Linked DNA regions of Homo sapiens: region 1 is linked to region 2. A link is a loop called in an ENCODE intact Hi-C map of the cell type or tissue named here. Cell type or tissue: heart left ventricle. All regions are shown on one strand.

Region 1 (2,500 bases), 610 kb after region 2:
AAAGGCCACCCTAAGGAGTGGGGACCTTCCTTTGGAGAGGCCTGAGCTCCCTGTGACAAACCACTTTAACCCTTGGAGGATACAACTTGGCTGGCTGCTGCAGTGACTCTGGGGGGATGAGAATGTCATCGAAGAAGCCTAGAGAGACTGGAAGGAAGGAAGCAGGTGACGGCCTGAGATGGGGGTCCCAGTGGACGCCAAACACTGCGGGGTCTTATGCTTGACAGGCAAGCCCTGCCTGGGGCTGCCCACGAGGCGGATGTCGCTGTGGAAACCTAGGCCCCTTCCCCACCTAATGCCTCTGCGTACACCACCCACATAGCGGAGCAGCCCTGGGCAAAGCCCGGAGCACCTAGTCCCCAAAACCTCTGCACACAACAGGGGCCAGTGGGCGCTAAAGACTCCCAGTCACTTCCGCCAGCTTCAGTGCCCACCCTGAAGTCCTGAGTGACGGCCTCACAGTGAAACCGCACTGCTGATGGAGGTCCTCACACAACACATAAAAGGGAGGGTGGGCAAGCTTCTCTGACACCACGGGGAAGGTTCGGCCTCGACACCTGAGCCCTCCCCTGACCATGTGGGTGGACACAGACCTCCTGCCCCCACAGTGTTCCCAAGTCTTGTCTGAGGCGTCAGGGCCACTGTTACCGTGCACTCCTTCTGGGCTGCAGCCTTTGATCTTCCCAATGAGAATCTCATCTAGGAATGGATGAAACACCACGCAGCGAAAATGGACTGGAAATGAAGACAGCCCATCAGTGATGCTGACCGGGGCCCCAGTGCGCTCCCATGTCACCCTCAGGTGCCAGCACACCTGGGGGCCTGTGTGGCTGCTCCATGCCACATCCCCCTGCAAGCCTAGACCCTCCCTTTGTCTCCTGCAAGTTCACAGCATGGCCCCCACAGGGGGGCAGCAGCAGCTGTCCTGTAACTGGGCACTCCCAAAACTGCCAGGTTACTCACACCTGAGCCCAGATTCTGAGCCATCAGTGGCTCCAAAGTCAATTTCAACCTCCCTCCAGGCTCTCCTTCAGCTCCTAAAAAGGGCAGAAGCAACTGGTAAAGAACGCAGGGTTTGGAAACTCCCACCTCCTGCTGAGCAGCAAAGTCGGCCCCAGGCACAGCTCTGACCTGGAGAGGAGGCTAAAAATGCCCTGGTGTTGTGAGGCGCAGGCCAGCAGCCCAGCAAAAATGCCTCTGTGGGTTCTCAGGCCATGCTGCAGGTGGTCCCCACTCACCTGACTGCAAGGAAAACACCAGGTGGGGTCTGTGCCCACATCGCACACTCTGACCCCAGGCCCTGGCATTAGCTGTATGTCACCTTGTCACTCAGGCCCTTGCTCGAAGCCCCAAAGTAGGAGTCCAACGCTGACCTGAGAATCAGCACGCGGCTGCCCCCTGCTGGTTACCAACAGAGTTCCCACCGTGAGGATAAGGCAGTGGCTCAGAGCCAGGGTGACCCACTCACAGCCACATAGCCATGGGGAGACACCTGGTCTTTCTGTACCCACCAGACAGGGCCACCGGGTCGAATCTTGCCTTCCTCAGACAGGTTTAATCCCAAACACAGGCTTCCACGATGCCGTCAACCATTTAGTCGGCCAACATGCCCCCCAGGACGGCAGGGACCCTGGCATCAGCAGGGCATGAGGAGAGGCAGCCGATGGACCTCTCACCCTGGGAAGACACAAACGTGAGCCATCACAGCCACCATGAAGATGACTGGGCCTTGTGCTGACCTCCCAGAGAGCAGATGAGGGCGGCCAAGGGCCACTTACGCACAGATGGAAAAACCCTGTCCCCCACATGGCCCAACATTCAGTTTGGTTTAATAAATCCTCACAGAGGCCGGGCGGGGTGGCTCAAGTCTGTAATCTCGGCACTTTGGGAGGCCGAGGTGGGCAGATCACCTGAGGTCAGGAGTTTGAGACCAGCCTGGCCAACATGATAAAACACCGTCTCTACCAAAATACAAAAATTAGCCGGGTGTGGTACCAGGTGCCTATGATCCCAGCCACTCAGGAGGCTGAGGCAGGAGAATCACTTGAACCAGGAGGTGGAGGTTGCAGTACGCCAAGATCATGCCACTGCGCTCCAGCCTGGGCAACAGAGCAAGACTCCGTCTCAAAAAAAAAAAAAACTTCACAGAGCCTGCACCAGGTTTGTGCCAGGCCCAGTCTGGGCACTGGGCTCACGGGGGTGGGACAGCACATGATCCTGCGCCCAGGGAGCCCCAGGCTGGAACAACCACATCCAAAAGCAAATGCTGGGCACCCGGAGTCCCCCATGGATGGATGAGTAAACAAAACATGCTGGAGACACACAATGGAATATTATGCAGCCTTACAAAGGAAGGAATTCTGACATGCACTACAGTGTGGCTCAACCTCGGGCTGAACCTTCACATGGGGCCAAGTGAAAGCAGCCAGACACAAAAGCCACACAGTGTGCGACTCCATTCATGTACAGTGTCCAGAACCACATCCATAGAGACAGAAAG
Region 2 (2,500 bases):
TTGCTAAAGAAACTGTTATTCTAAAGACACTTAAGTGCTAGTACATTACTAGTAGCCCAGATGTTGACTAGTTTATCCCATGGTATCTGCTTCACCTGTCAGAAGTGGGTCCCTAGGCTTTCTTGCCTTTTTTTTTAATGGTAGTCTATGCTGTAAGGGATTAAACAGGATCATGGCTGAGCCTCATCTGCCCACTGACTGCACTCATGGCTCAGTGCTTCTTTTGGCCCTACTTCATGTCTCTCCTGACCATTTGAAGAAGAGACTGTGTTGCTGCTCCAGCTTGAAGGATTGTTGCCCTTCCTACTGAGCACCTAGGACATGATTGAGCTCCTGGCCATATTGATAGATTGGTACTTATTAAACATCAACAGTGCCCCAGCAACAGCAGCATCTTGGGGTTTTTCTAATCAAACTTAGTAGCAAACTTCTTAGAATATCAGATTATCTAAGTTCAGGTTCTTTGGTTTTCCCGTCCCCAGGTTCACCGCACCTCAGGCAGAACTCTATGAAGCCGTTCTAGAGATCCAAAGAGATTGTTTGGCCCTCTGCTTCCCTGGGACAAGCTTGGAGAACATCTACAGCATGATGCTGACCCTGATAGGACAGAAGCTTAAAGACTTGGGGATCATGAAGAACATTAAGGAAAATAATGCCTTCAAGGTACTTCACTTCTCTTGACCCCAGTTCTCAAGAACACCTAGCATGCTGCTAGGTTTTTACCCTATATAAAGCTAATTAGACTTAGAAATGGGACAGATGTAGTGATTCATGCCTGTAATCCCAGTAGTTTAGGAGGCTGAGGCAGGAGGATTGCTTGAAGCCAGCCTGGGCAACATAGCAAGACCCATCTATATACATGTAGATATATACACACACACACACACACACACACATATATATATACACACACATACGTAGATATATATACATACACACACAGGGTTTTTTAAGTAAAAAGAAAAGATTTAGAAATCATCTTTGTGATCTATAAAAGGGATTTAGCTTTAACATGGATTAAAACAAAGGAAGTCAGTACTTATTTCTTCCAGAAGATGGCAGCACATGCTGATTCATTACATGCTGCATAACTAGCTCAGTATTCAGAAAACTTAAAATGAAGTCTGGTGCCGACAGGGTGAAAAAGGAAACAAGAAATGAGGAGAAGCCTGGGAAACATAGCAAGACCCTATCTCTACAAAAAATTTAAAAGTTAGCCAGGTGTGGTGGCACACACCTCTAGTCTCAGCTACTTGGGAGGTTGAGGTGGGAGGATCACTTGACCCCAGAAGTTCAACGCTGCAGTGAGCTATGTTCGCACCACTGCACTCCAACCCGGGCCACAGAACAAGGCCCTGTGTCTAAAAAAAAAAAAAAGAGAGAGAGATTAACTTTTAATCCTTTTATGGGTTATTCTGTAGGTCAAAGGAGAAGGTATTTGTTGTTTAAGTGACATTTTTGACACTTCAGCAATATTCCCAAAGACCATGTCATTAGTGAATTTTTTTTCTGCATCCAAAATGTGATGGTGTTCAGTAAAAACGTAAAACCTCAGCTTTAAAATTAAGATACTAGATGCCTAAGTCAGATAGACCATTAGGCATCTCCTACCTACAAGTTAAGCCTTCTAGGACTTCTGTTATCAGTAAAAATGAAGCTATAAATTGGCTGTTGCTTGGGCCAACAAATCTTTAACTAACTGACGGAAATATCCAAGCTGGCTGGGCACAGTGGCTCACACCTGTAATCCCAGCACTTTAGGAGGCTGAGGCAGGCGGATCACATGAGGTCAGGAGTTCGAGACCAACCTGGCCAACATGGTAAAACCCTGTCTCTACTAAAAATACAAAAATTAGCCAGGCATGGTGGTACATGACTATAATCCCGGCTATTTGGGAGGCTGAGGTGGGAGAATAGCTTGAACCCAGGAGACAGAGTTTGCAGTGAGCCAAGATCACACCACTGCACTCCAGCCTGGGCAGCAGAGCAAGACTCCATCTCAAAAAAAAAGAAAGAAATACCCAAGCTGGTAGGTGCCCAAAAGTGTGCCTTCTCCACAAGTTGCTGTGAGCTATTTAGGGTCTCCAGAGTAGATTCCTGAGAGGGATGTGTGAACGAACATTGGAAAGAGAACTGTGATAATAGTCATCCTCTCTTTCCCAAGAAAAGAGATTTTTTTTTCTTTCTTTTATTTTTATCTTTCCTGTGGTACTGAAGAAAAGAGACTTTCATTTGCCACAGTCATTAGTTGGAATTACTCAAGTCTGCATGTATGTAGTATATTAAATAGCGGGAATGGAAATGTGGATTGATGAGAATGCCATTGGCAGAATTGCATGTAAGAGGTCGCAGTTTTTCAGGTGCCTTTAAGTATTAGCCCAAGGAGGGATTAAACTGAAGTGGCAGAACCATGGGGGAGATAATAACACATATCTCACTGATTTATACTTGCCCAGCATTCCCTGTAAGAGGTCATTGCTCTAATGATACTGTGACAATT

What was found. A loop is a pair of places that touch in the nucleus more often than their neighbours do. Peaks named below come from ENCODE experiments on the same cell type or tissue, not always from the same donor. Only the 100,000 strongest peaks of a DNase experiment are listed, where the experiment ranks them.
Region 1: a loop joins it to region 2, with 4 times the contacts of the local background. A loop is called at or near these places in 9 of 110 quality-filtered maps.

What each region holds. Positions count from the first base shown.
Region 1 is chr22:41,532,011-41,534,510 of GRCh38, forward strand. POLR3H (RNA polymerase III subunit H) reads right to left here. Exons shown (of 6, transcript NM_001018050.4): 3 at 649-735; 4 at 84-147. Among named protein-coding and RNA genes, the nearest start is that of POLR3H, 11 kb to the right of the region's middle. RefSeq lists enhancers at 1-699, 700-1,508, 1,301-1,350 and a silencer at 2,395-2,500. In heart left ventricle, CTCF peaks have their summits at 1,400 (motif pointing left) and 1,605; a DNase peak (open chromatin) is centred at 1,401; H3K27ac peaks cover 1,337 bases.
Region 2 is chr22:40,921,851-40,924,350 of GRCh38, forward strand. It overlaps XPNPEP3 (X-prolyl aminopeptidase 3), which reads left to right. Exons shown (of 10, transcript NM_022098.4): 8 at 483-663. Among named protein-coding and RNA genes, the nearest start is that of RBX1, 28 kb to the right of the region's middle. In heart left ventricle, a CTCF peak has its summit at 1,052 (motif pointing right); no DNase peak of the experiment used is centred here.